Regions from separate parts of the Homo sapiens genome. Here regions 2 and 3 are each linked to region 1. Evidence: chromatin contacts called from ENCODE Hi-C or POLR2A ChIA-PET data. All regions are on one chromosome and are shown on one strand. Each heading gives the region's core, a stretch centred on a gene start or an enhancer-like site at or near the end of the contact. The rest is flanking DNA. Distances are from core to core; before and after follow the strand shown. Region 1 holds the start of LIN37 (lin-37 DREAM MuvB core complex component). Region 2 holds the start of GSK3A (glycogen synthase kinase 3 alpha). Region 3 holds the start of RPS19 (ribosomal protein S19).

What was found. A loop is a pair of places that touch in the nucleus more often than their neighbours do. ChIA-PET counts read pairs that join two places held with the same protein, here RNA polymerase II (POLR2A). Pooled maps may share reads with other maps.
Region 2: a loop to region 1 is called in a map of CD4-positive, alpha-beta T cell, with 8 times the contacts of the local background. The contact joins the promoter of GSK3A here to the promoter of LIN37 in region 1. A Hi-C loop is called at or near these places in 4 of 168 maps with a recorded cell type or tissue (CD4-positive, alpha-beta T cell, ascending aorta and naive thymus-derived CD4-positive, alpha-beta T cell), 1 of 37 single-sample maps with no recorded cell type and 16 of 50 pooled maps. POLR2A ChIA-PET finds 5 or more read pairs at or near these places in 1 of 52 experiments (activated CD4-positive, alpha-beta T cell).
Region 3: a loop to region 1 is called in a pooled map, with 5 times the contacts of the local background. The contact joins the promoter of RPS19 here to the promoter of LIN37 in region 1. A Hi-C loop is called at or near these places in 3 of 50 pooled maps. POLR2A ChIA-PET finds 5 or more read pairs at or near these places in 2 of 52 experiments (B cell and activated CD8-positive, alpha-beta memory T cell).

What each region holds. Positions count from the first base shown.
Region 1 is chr19:35,746,562-35,750,662 of GRCh38, reverse strand. It overlaps LIN37 (lin-37 DREAM MuvB core complex component), which reads right to left and starts at 2,087. Exons shown (of 9, transcript NM_019104.3): 1 at 1,905-2,087. The coding sequence starts at 1,938. It overlaps PSENEN (presenilin enhancer, gamma-secretase subunit), which reads right to left. Exons shown (of 4, transcript NM_172341.4): 4 at 3,144-3,955. The coding sequence ends at 3,816. RefSeq lists enhancers at 1,838-1,957, 1,804-2,318, 2,358-2,417, 2,319-2,833.
Region 2 is chr19:42,240,866-42,244,966 of GRCh38, reverse strand. GSK3A (glycogen synthase kinase 3 alpha) reads left to right here and starts at 2,365. Exons shown (of 11, transcript NM_019884.3): 1 at 2,365-2,784. The coding sequence starts at 2,502. RefSeq lists enhancers at 624-683, 286-1,079, 1,694-1,743, 1,080-1,874, 1,804-2,013 and silencers at 2,304-2,513, 2,544-2,823.
Region 3 is chr19:41,858,425-41,862,525 of GRCh38, reverse strand. RPS19 (ribosomal protein S19) reads right to left here and starts at 2,271. Exons shown (of 6, transcript NM_001022.4): 1 at 2,237-2,271; 2 at 1,681-1,751; 3 at 1,314-1,414. The coding sequence starts at 1,751. RefSeq lists silencers at 1,950-2,069, 2,130-2,259 and an enhancer at 1,813-2,568.

The sequences.
Region 1 (4,101 bases), core at 838-3,337:
CTAAAACATCCTGTTTGGGCTTTTTTTTCCCCCTCGGGAAATGAGATCTAGGCCCACCTTCCTGCCCAGTTAGCCTGTGGCTGCCTCCCGTCATCACAGAACTTGAGGAAGTGATGATGTTACGCTGTCCTCCTACCTTTGAGAGGTGTTTGCTCTGCCTTTCTGACTGGTGGGAGCTCTGGCTCTAGTGCTCAGAGCCTGGAGGGGACACCTGGGAACTTGCCTGACCAGTCCAGGGACTTCCTGAGAAGCCCAGGAGACACAGGGATTCAAACATAGCTCAGAGGAGAGACAGAGTGAGGGTGGGGAAGGGAGTAGCTGAGATTGCAGCAAAGCCTTGGGCAGATGCAGAGGGTACGGATCACGTCCACAACTCTCCTCAGGCCCAGCCTCTCTCCTGAACCCCCGACTTGGGCCTGAAGCCTCCCTCTCAAGGGTCGCCTCACTGTCCCCAAGTCCCTCCCTGTACCTCACCATGGATACCCCTCTCCCTCCCCTACCCAGCCCACCAACCCCATGGCCTGTCCACTAGGCCTCCCGAGTGTCTCTCCCACCCACCTCCTCCCTACTCTACCCATCCTGGTCCTGTCCTTTGCTCCCCCTTGGCTCCCTGCCTCAGTGTCCCCCTTCTGATACACCCTCCACAAGGCAGCCAGGGGAATCTTCCTGAAAAATAACAAACCTGACCCTGATCTTCCCTTGCTTGGAAACTTCCATGACTCCACAGCACCCAGGGGTGGAGTCTGCACTCCTCAGCCTGGCACTCACAGGTGTACACCTTCCCTCACCATCATTTGTGGTCACACCCACTTCTCTTTTCTTTCTTTCTTTTCTTTTCCTTTCTTTTTTTTTTTTTTTGAGACAGGGTCTCAATCTATCACCCAGGCTGGAGTGCAGTGGTGTGATCTCAGCTCACTGCAACCTCCGCCTCCCCGGCTCCAGCGATCCTCCTGCCTCAGCCTCCTGAGTAGCTGGGACTACAGGCTTGTGCCACCACACCTGGCTAATTTTTTTTTTTTTTTTGTATTTTTTATAGAGACAGCGTTTCGCTATGTTGCCCAGGCTGGTCTCAAACTCCTGACCTCAAGTGATCTGCCAGCCTCGGCCTCCCAAAGTGTTGGGATTACAGGTGTGAGCCACCGCACCCAGCCTCCCACTTTGTTTTAATAACACTTTTGCCATGGGACATCCTACATCATTTTACTATTATCTTTCTGTCTAAATTCTGCACCCCTCCCACTGCCCTTACCATGCCAGGCCTGGGATCCGGTCAGCTCCGCCCCAACCCAAAATTCTCTCCTCTTTCTAAGCTTCACCCATTGACCACAGTTCCTATTTTCTAGGATTACTGGAATATAGTGACTGTGAGGATTAAGAGTGCCTGTACTTCAGGCTCACAGCAAGATGTGTGACTCTGATCACTGCTGGAAATGGGGAAACTGAGGGGAAGCCAAGAAAAGAGAACTTCTCGGCTGGGCGCGGGGACTCACGCCTGTAATCTCAGCACTTTGGGAGGCTAAGGCGGGAGGATCGCTTGAGACCAGGAGTTCGAGACCAGCCTGGGCAATATAGCGATACTCCGTCTCTATTTAAATATTTTAAAAATTTAAATTAAAAAAAAGAGGAAAGAAAAGGGCCCTTCTCAGAGTTACCGGCTCAGGATTCCCCATGTCCTACCACGCACGTCATTGCCCGAGCCACCCCATTCAATCTCAAAGCGACTTCAAGCGCACACCGGGAGGGTGTGAAGGTGGCAGGCAACGCTCGCTGCCTGATACAGCGATTGTCAGGTGGGCTTCAGGGAAAAGTCGTGCAGTCCCCTTTCCGCGATACTCCCTTCCACCGGGACTCCACACCCTGTCAACCCGATGGTCCCGACAGGCCCCCGACGTCAGGGTCCTCACCTGATTTCTCCACTTTCACCTTCACAGGGAACATGGTTTGGGTCCGGGATCTGGCTAGCTGGGTCAGAGGCGCCCCAAAGGGCCTAGGGTCACAAGTCAAGGCGGGAGAAGGCGGGGACAGTTCAAAGATGAGCTTCGTGGGCCACGGGTCCTCCGCCTTTGGTTGTGTCCAGCCTGGACCGTGGCCACCACCCTTCTGTGGGCGGGCCCCTTCGGCAGTAGCTTGTTCCTATTAGTTATTGCAGCCGTCAATCTCGCATCCTGACCAATTGAGAGCTGCCTCCGTAGTCTCCCAGCTTTAGGTCCCACCCACCTGGGGCTTTGCTTCCGGAAACAAACCATCTACCCCCTAGCTTCCTGGGAGGTGTAGTTCCAGCTTCCCAGACTCACCCTGAGTAACAGCGCCTGCGCCGCGCGGGGCACGGTGGGAAACAAAGGATTAGGGCATCGCGAGGCTTCCCGGGACTTGTAGTGTGAGAAGGGTTGAGCAACACCAAGTTAGCTCTTTACCGGATTTAACCAACCGTTGGGGTCCCTTCATCCCTAAGAGGAAGACTAATGTAAAATAACGTTGGGTTCCCTCTCACTGAGCACTCGCTAGGTGCCAGGTATCTGTTAATCTCTTTGCAGGTACAACTTCATTCATTTTGCAAATATTTATTAGTGTGTCGGGCACTCTTCTAGGCATTGGAGACACCTTGAGGAACAGAATAGACAAAAATCCCTGCGCTAATGGAGCTTATCTTTTAAAGGAGGGAAGATAAACAGTAAACAAGTAAATTTTAAGTGAAATGTAATAGGAGAAAGAATATGATCTGGGCGGGGCATGGTGGCTCACGCCTGTAAATCCCAGCTCTTTGGGAGGCCTAGGCAGGCAGATCACCTGTGACCAGGAGTTCGAGACCAGCCTGGCCAACATGGTGAAACCCAGTCTTTACTAAAAATACAAAAATTAGCCGGGCATGGTGGCATGCGCCTGTAATCCCAGCTATTCGAGAGTTTGAGGCAGGAGAATCGCTTGAACCCGGGAGGCGGAGGTTGCAGTGAGCCGAGATCGGACCTCTGCACTCCAGCCTGGGTGACAGAGCAAGACTCCATCTAGAAAAACAAACAGACAACAACAACAAACCCCTCTCCCCCCCCAAAAAAAAAACCCACAAAAAAAGTGTAGCCTGAAAGGGACATAGGAATATCAAGGTGGTGATTGAATTTTAAATAAGATGGATGGTCAAGGAAGGATTCTCTGAGAAAGCTCTTGACTATTTTTATTTTTGCAGACAACACTTCCTTCAGAAAACGGGAAACTTCCATTTGTCACACGTCTTGGTCCAGATAAATCCCAGGAAGTAGCATCGTGATCTACACTTCTGATGAGAATACTGCAGCCCACAGTAGGAAAGTTATATTTTTGAATTCACGACTACCAGTACAGGATAACAGCCCCTAGAAATGGAAGCACTAGGCCGATCCTACCACTGCACTCCAGCCTGGCTGACAGAGCAAGACTCTGTCTCAAAAAAAAAAAAAAAAAAGAAAAAAGAAAAAGAAATGGAAGCACTATTCCTTTCTTAGTTTCTCATCTAATAGTTTCCTGAGCAGGAAAGTTCCTAGTTCAGAAGATTATGAGTAGTATGCACTGTAAAAAATGTACATCATGTCTAAATACTAAGCCTCGTACAAAGCTCTCAACAGATGTTTTTAAATATTAATAATCATTTATGCCTCAACCTCTAAAAGATCCCAGGAAGTCAGTATCGAAAGTTAGGGTCCTTTATTGGGGGATGTCAGCAGAGAACGTGGGACATGAAAACAAGTCTTAGGAGTTTGAGAAGGGGCTCCCAGGACAGGCTCCTCTGCTTTAAGGAGCCTGTCCTGGGAGAATAAGCAGGGCCCCAGTATGTGCAGAAGTTGTCAGGGGGTGCCCAGGGGTATGGTGAAGGAGAGGTAGTCCCCAAGGGCACCCCAGCGGGGCCGGTAGATCTGGAAGATGGTGATCCAGGAGGTGAGCACTATCACCCAGAAGAGGAAGCCCACAGCTGAGCGCCAGACATCTGTCATGGGAAACAGAAGCTGGAAGGGTTGGCCTCCGGCTGCTCTCCAGACTTCCCTAGACCAGCCTTCCCTTCTCACCCAGAGCCCCAACATTTTGGATCCTCCATTGTCCCTTCCCACCAAGATTCCCCGCTTCCCCCTCTCC
Region 2 (4,101 bases), core at 1,116-3,615, 6.5 Mb before region 1:
AATTTTTACTTTTTGACTCAGAGCTGCCATCAGAGGGCAGCAGGTACCATTTGGCTGGGAAACTGCAACTCCCAGAAACGCCCGCGCCTAGCCGCGCGTGGTGCGGCCACCTGCTTTGTGAAGGGAGCGGAAGTGTTCCGCACTTTGCCTTCTGGGTAATGTAGTCTCAACAGGCTTTGGCGCTACCGACCCCCGCAGTTGTGTCCGCGGGGAATTGCAGTCAGGAACAAACTGAGTGGACAGGACTTTCTTCTGGTTTCAGAAAGGACAGGACAGTTAGTATAAGCACAAGCTCGGATTAACGTGAAGTCCAGAGACTCCATTTCCCACCATTCCAGGATGCGGGAGGGGCTGAGAACGCTTTCATTCTACTTCTAAGTATTTCCGGGGGAGGAAGAGACACATACAGACACAGGAACTCTGTTTCCCAGCGCCTTTTGGGGGCTACTCTCCTTCGGGTATTAATCGATAAATAGGACGACTCACTGAGTACACAAAACCTGAGGCAGCTGGCTTCCTTATTTTTGGCTTTCCGGGATCTTGTAATTTAGGAAGCGGAGGATGCAAAACACAAGAGTGGGAGGCCCGGTGCCGTGGCTCAAGCCTGAAATACCAGCACGTTGGAGGCTGAGGTAGAATCGCTTGAGCCCAGGAATTGGAGACCAGCCTGGGCAACATGGCGAAGCCCACCCCGCTACCCCCCACCACCCCAAAAAACAAACCAAACCAAATTAGCTGGGCGTGATGGTGCACGCCTGTAGTCCCACCTACATGGGAGGCTTAGGTGGGGGGATTGCTTGAGCCTGGGAGTTAGAGGCTGCAGTGACCTGTGATTGCGCCACTGCCCGCCAGCCTGGGCGGCAGAGCGAGACCCTGTCTCAAAACAAACCAAAAACTGAAAACTGAATGGTGGTTCAAGACAGGATTTTTTTTTTTTTGAGACGGAGTCTCACTCTTTTCGCCCAGACTGGAGTGCAGTGGCGCGATCTCGGCTCACTGCAACCTATGCCTCCCGGGTTCAAGCGATTCTCCTGCTTCAGCCTCCTGAGTAGCTGGTATTACAGGCGCCCGCCACCACACCCGGCTAATTTTTGTACTTTTAGTAGAGACGGGGGTTTCGCTATGTTGGCCAGGCTGGTCTCGAACTCCTGACCTCGGATGATCCGCCAGCCTCGGCCTCCCAAAGTGCTAGGATTACAGGCGTGAGCTACTGGCGCCCAGCCTGAGCCACAGCGCCAGGCCCAGAAATGACATTTCCGTCTTTTTAATGCTCCATTCAGCTTCCTGGTGCGAACCACATTGCTAGGAAAAGCTAGACTGTATCCGAAGACTAGTTAGTGTTCTGAGAAACCGCCGGGAACTTTGTTTCCCGAATCTTTGCAGAGTTGCGGTTAGAGAGGGGACATTTTTTCTTTCCTGATCTATGGTCACCTGGAACTTAAAGGTGCTTGGATCCATTTTCCAGCAGTCCTTGATCGACCTCGGCTCTTTCTTAAAGAAGGACCTGGGGGCGAGGAAGGAGGCGCTGAAACACTTTTAAGTCTCTCCAGGGAACTGCCGCAGTCTCTAACCTTTCGTTCACACGCCCCTGATGGTGGCCATTGGACTTCGCTTCCCGGCAAGCCTCCGCAGACTGGCCTCACAGAGGGTCAGGTCTGGACTATTCCCCAGCATGCTTGGAGCTCATGGGCGATCCCGCCCCCTCAGTCAATGGGGAGGATACGTCGAACTCCATTTCCCAGAACACACCAGGGCTCGCTGTGGCAACTGCACTGAGGCCTTGGTGCTGACTACACTTCCCGGCAGGGACTGCGGCCCAGCGTACCTGGAAAGAGGAGCGCGTAAACCTACTCCATTTCCTCGCCCATCTCCGGAACTGCAGTATCCACCTGGGGCTTAAAAACCACCTGAGACTCCATTTCCCGGCGTGCTTTAAAAATCGCTTTACACCTGCAATGCGGTGAGGGCGTGGCGACGACTCCATTTCCCGGCTTGCCTCACGGCCCGAGACCCGCAGGTTCACGCGGGCCGACTCAATTTCCCAGAGCGCACCGAGCTCTGGGAGGCATACACAGCTAATAGACTGAGTGAGTGGACTCCGTTTCCCAGCGTGCATCAGGCTCTCTGCTTCCTAAAGTGCTTCAGGGCTCCCCGTCGTACAGTCGGCTGACAGATTACCCTGGACTCCATTTCCCGACGTACAGCGTGACCCGTCATTCCCGCCCATCATTCCCGCGGTCTACTCTGAGGCTTTTGTGGACTTCATTTCCCGGCGTGCCACGCGGCTCTCTGTGCGGGCCGAGGGCGGTGACGGCGGCGCGGACGACAGCCGGACTGCATCTCCCGGCGTGCCCCGCGGCGGGCGCTGGGCCGGAGCCGGAGCCCAAGCCAGAGCGGCGCGGCCTGGAAGAGGCCAGGGCCCGGGGGAGGCGGCGGCAGCGGCGGCGGCTGGGGCAGCCCGGGCAGCCCGAGCCCCGCAGCCTGGGCCTGTGCTCGGCGCCATGAGCGGCGGCGGGCCTTCGGGAGGCGGCCCTGGGGGCTCGGGCAGGGCGCGGACTAGCTCGTTCGCGGAGCCCGGCGGCGGAGGCGGAGGAGGCGGCGGCGGCCCCGGAGGCTCGGCCTCCGGCCCAGGCGGCACCGGCGGCGGAAAGGCATCTGTCGGGGCCATGGGTGGGGGCGTCGGGGCCTCGAGCTCCGGGGGTGGACCCGGCGGCAGCGGCGGAGGAGGCAGCGGAGGCCCCGGCGCAGGCACTAGCTTCCCGCCGCCCGGGGTGAAGCTGGGCCGTGAGTACTAGTGGCGCCCGTGTAGGGTGGTGATTAGGGTTCCCAAAGCTCCTCAGACATCCATCAGATTCTTTCATGTGCTTAGATAGGAGCTCGAGGTCACTGTGCCTCCCCATACCGGGGATCCGAGCCCTCTTCCTCCCAGGAAAAGGAGTCTTGGGGTTACCATCTCTTGGAGATCAGAATTACTCGTGGATCAGAATTACTAACACTTAAAGAAACGGGTTACAAGTCTCTGTTCTTCCATTATTGAGGTCTTGGGTCCTTGAGCCTTAAGAACAGGTATCTGATGTTGCTATTCATTATAATATTGGATCAGAGGTCACAGTCGCTTGCAAATGGGGATCTAGGGTTATTGTCTCCTAAGAGAACAAGAATAAGACCAACCCCGAAAAAGAGGGATCTGCATTCCCTGTCCTTCAGAAGATGGGGATTTGGAGCGAATATCACTTAGAAGCAGGGCTTTGAGGTTACTGTGTTTTGTCCCCAAAGAATAGGGCCAGGCTTTCCAAACCTGGTACTCAGATCATCTTCCCTATTAAAACCAAGACCTGGCATCATTACCCACCCTAAATCTTGTTGAGCTGTACTGCCAATGGTGAGAATTAATAGTTACTGCCTTTTAGATATAAAGACATTGGGAGTCAGCATATCCTTCAAACCAAGTCCATAGTCCATGTTTTAAAATACATGGCTTGGTGTGTCTCCTTTAACAAAAATGGAATGGAGCAGGGTAGGTCACAGTTTCCTACAGAATATGGATCTAAGGTTATACTTTTTTAATAATTGTTCTAAGGTATGGTGTCATTGGCTCTGAAAAAAAAAAGTGATGTAGGGTTATCTCCCTCTGAAAGAACTTGTCACTGGCCCCTCAAAATGGATTTGGTGGCCGGGCGCGGTGGCTCACGCCTGTAATCCCAGCACTTTGGGAGGCTGAGGTGGGCGGATCACCTGCGGTCAGGAGTTCGAGACCAGCCTGGCCAACTGGTGGAACCCTGTCTCTACTAAAAATATAAAAAATTAGCTGGGCGTGGTGGCGGGCGCCTGTAATCCCAGCTTCTCGGGAGGCTGAGGCAGGAGAATCGCTTGAACCCAGCAGGCGGAGGTTGCAGTGAGTCGAGATCGTGCCACTGCACTCCAGCTGGGCAACGAGAGCGAAACTGTGTCTCAAAAAAAAAAACAAAAAAATGGATTTGGTTCATCAGTTACTCAAAGGGGTCACTATCCTCTAAGAATGGCACCAAGGTTTGCCACCATTTGAATAATGGGAATTGGGAATTATAGCTTTCCTTCAAAGGACTGAGGCTGGAATAGCTC
Region 3 (4,101 bases), core at 1,022-3,521, 6.1 Mb before region 1:
CTGACCCTTGAGGCACTGCCAAAGCAAGATGGGGGGACAGGTGGAGGAGATATGTAACTTCCAGGGCTTGTCACTGCTGTGCGCCCAGGGAAGTCAGCTTCTCTTCATCCGCCCCATTTTCTGTCTAAAACAAACGGTGGGTAGGTGGTATGCCAGCAACCCGACCCACCTCAGCAAGTTCATCTTTCAGTCCTCAGAGGCCGCGGCTGAGTTATGCTGGTCCTCTGTGCTCACTCCATGGCCTGAAAGAGTGGGCCCCAATAGACATTTGAGGCACAAGTGTACCACAAATCTACAAAATGCTTCATATTCTGAAGGGCCAAGCAACCTGTACCAAGGCCAACTCTTTTCCGGGTCATGGAGGAGTTTTGCCGATTTCCAAACCCTGCTTCCCACCTACTTCTTATCTGGAGACAAGTTGTGGTCAGGATGGAGTCCCCACTTCACAGAGAGAGAAGGTTTAAGATTGGAGAGGCCGAGGCCCCTTAGTGAAGGTCGGTGCTAAGGCTGTCACCTTGACATAACACGGCACTGCCACCGCCCACCCTGTTACATCTTCCTGAAAGTGAAGATTTAGTGAGTACTGAAATATTAAGACACGTGAGAACTAACACTAGTCAGGGACTGTACATAAATTATTATTGGAAGATTGAAAAGAGACGGGGCTGGCACGAGGTTGCAGGGTGTCCATAAGATCAGAAGTCAAGATTTAAAGCAGGGACTGACCTGGCCAGATCTCCAACCATTTAGTTAGAAACAGCCTGTTAGAGATATGGAGAAGGCTAACTTGATGATCTGAGCAATAGTAAAGACAACTGGCTTTTTCCTGAATAACTACTGTGCAACAGACACGTTCTAAACACTCTGCTTTAAATTCATTCAATCCTTGCAATACTCTAGTACTGGTACAATAATTAGTCCCATTTTGGGGATGAGAGAGTGCACAGGCAGGTTAACCAACTTGCCAGAGGACACACAGCCAGATGTAAAAGATGGATCCAAACCCAGGGAGTCTGCCTCCGTGTATATAGAAAGGATTAAACCACCTGTAAGCAAAATATGAACATTCATCTGTCTCTGGTTTCCCCTGAGGCTCAAAGCCACAGGTCCTCCTCTCACAAAGCTCTTAGAATGTCATAAAAACTTGGAGTACCAAGTTATCGAATGTCACATCACACAAAGCAAGTGGTGACACAACCAAGGGTTTCTCTCCCTCTTGGGGCGGGAAAGAGCTCAGAGGAGACAGGGAAGTATGGTTTGTGCCAGGGGTCACCCAGCTCCCCACTCTCCAGCCAAAGACCTAAGTTCCTCACCAGCTCGCGTGTAGAACCAGTTCTCATCGTAGGGAGCAAGCTCTTTGTGCTTGGCCAGCTTGACGGTATCCACCCATTCGGGGACTTTCAGCTTCCCGGACCTAAGACCAAAACAGTGGGAAAAGCACGATTCAGTCATCTCCACAAACTACCCCATATCCCAAATGCCCTCCCCTCAACACAACTATGCTGTGCCCAGAGTACAAAGAGAGGCTGGAACCGGAACACAAGCCAGGCCTCACGCTGAAAGGAGCCACGGAGGCCCCAAACAAGCCTCGCCTGCCAGGGACCGGCAAACACTGGGGCTCAGATGGGCAGGCCAAGGCGACAGCCTCCACCCGTTTTGAACCTCAGTCCCCAAACTCACTTTTTGAGGAAGGCTGCCAGAGCTCTGACGAACTCCTGCTGGTTCACGTCTTTTACAGTAACTCCAGGCATCTGAGGGAGAAAGTCAAGCATGTGAACACAGGCCTGGCAGAGACGACTGCCAAGAGCACGGACCCCACCCCAATCCTTTCGCTCCAGCGCATCCTAAACCGTGGTACCCCCCGTTACTTCCCACGGCCCCTTCAACGCCGGGCTCCGGCTCCTGCGGGTCTGAAGGAGCTCACCGACGCCCACGGCCTCTCTGGATCGCACTAACAGAGCCCGGCCCCTGCGTGTGAGGATCCTGCGCGACCCCACTCCCCAGCCCCGGGACTCCGGACGCCCCACGCACCCCGCCGCTGCCCCCCGGGGCCCACGCTCGGTTCCCGGACGGCGCTGACCGGGCATGTCCGGGCCTGCCGCTCGCACGTGGCCGCGGCTCTAGGGGGCGGGACGGGCCCGCGCCGGGCGCCTCGGGGCCCTCAGGCACGCGCTCTGAGGCTTCGGCGTCCGGCCCTGCCGCCTCGCGCCCGGTCCAGCTCGGAGCCCCCGCTTACCGTGCGGCCTCCGCGCTGCCAGCCAGGGGAAAGGGAACGACGGGGTTTCCCGGGCGCACAAGTCGGGCGTAGGGTCTCGCGAGAGTTCCGAAAGCTCGCGAGAGCGAGGGTAGACGCTGAGGCTCCGCCTCTCTCAGGGCGAAAGTTCGTCCCCGCCTAGAGGGGAGGGTGTCTAGTGAGGGGTGGAGAGGTAAAGGGGAGGGCCAAGGGGTCGCGCGTGGAGGCCTGGGTTTCCTCCCGCGTTTCCTTCTCCCGGAGTGTAATAGAGAGAGGATAGAGAGCTCCTGTTCGGAGCTGGGGGAACTTGGCTTCGTTTGCGTCGTTCGTGGCTGGAAGGAACAGTGGTGGAGAATACTATGATGGCGAAAGTACGGGGCAGGATGGGTGGGCCACAGCTGGCGCCCCACGGCGGAACAACCCCTTTTCCGGGTGGAAGTGGCTGTTCCCTGGCCGGAAGTGGGAGTAGTAAGGGCGGAACTGTGACAGGGAACCTAGGGGAAGGGCGAGGAAGAAATGTGGCTATCATCTTCCGTCCTTCACCGCCAGGAGTCGCGAGAGCGGGAGACGGAAGCCCCACCCTTCTCAGGGCGGAAGTTGCTTCAGCACGGCCGGGGCGAGCGAAAAGGGAATGAGGCGCTGGAGGAGGGGAGAAGATAAGGGCGGGACAAAGCGGCAGAGGCGGGACCTTAGCAGAAGTTAGTTCAGCTCTGCCTTCTAGTGTCGGAGTCTGTTCGCTCAGCCCTTACTTTGCCAATTTAGATTTACCTGCCCCGCTGACCTGTGTAGCTTTAGGCAGTCCATTTGCCTTCTCAGGGCTTGTCTCACCATTAAAAAAAAAAAAAAAAAATGAGATCCCCGTTTGTCCATTTAAAGTGGCTCCTCTGGTTCATGGCGCGTCACATGCTCTAAAAAATATTTTTTGAGTGCCTGCTCTGTGCCAGGCACAGGTAAATATTATTTGGACATTTATCATGTGGCTGTTACTGTAGTGTTACATGCATGATCTCATTTAATCCTTACAAGGCCCAACAACTAAATAACGTGGTCCAATAAAATTATGTTAACTTGTTGCAAAAAGGAAACACTGAAATGTGTGTAGCTATTTTCTTATGTTGGAAAGACTGAGAATTTAAAACATAAGAGCAAATATTAGAATTTTACCCCACACTGATACTGTGGCTGCAAAATGTGTTAATTATTAATAAGCCAAGACTCGTATCTGTTAGAAAAATTAAAACCAACCATGCTTCTAGCATAAGATCATATATTTAAATCAAGGTTTTACATTCATGTAGAATGTTGTTGAAACCTATCTCATACTGTTTCTAAAACTTGAGAAAATATTTTCATTATCTCAATTGTTTTTCCAGAACCAACACATACATATTTCCATATGTATTCAAAGTGGGTAATATATGCATGTCTAACTGGAAATCTCCAGGTACTTGGGTAATTTATATTCACTTTTTATAATTTAAGTAATTATTATTTAATTTTTTTTGAGTTGGAGTCTCGCTTTGTCGCCCAGGCGGGAGTGCAATGATGTGATCTTGGTTCACTGCAACCTCCACCTCCCGGGTTCAAGCGATTCTCCGGCCTCAGGCTCCCAGGTAGCTGGGATTACAGGTGCCTGCCACCACACCTGGCTAATTTTTGTATTTTTATAGAGACGGGTTTTCACCACGTTGGCCAGGCTGGTCTCGAACTCCTGACCTCAGGTGATCCACCTGCGTTGGCCTCCCAAAATGCTGGGATTACAGGTGTGAGCCACCGTGCCTGGCCCCCACTTTTAATAATTTCTAATACCAGTTCTGAATCATTTACACTTAATTCATTTAAGTCATTTCATTGAATTTAATTTTTTT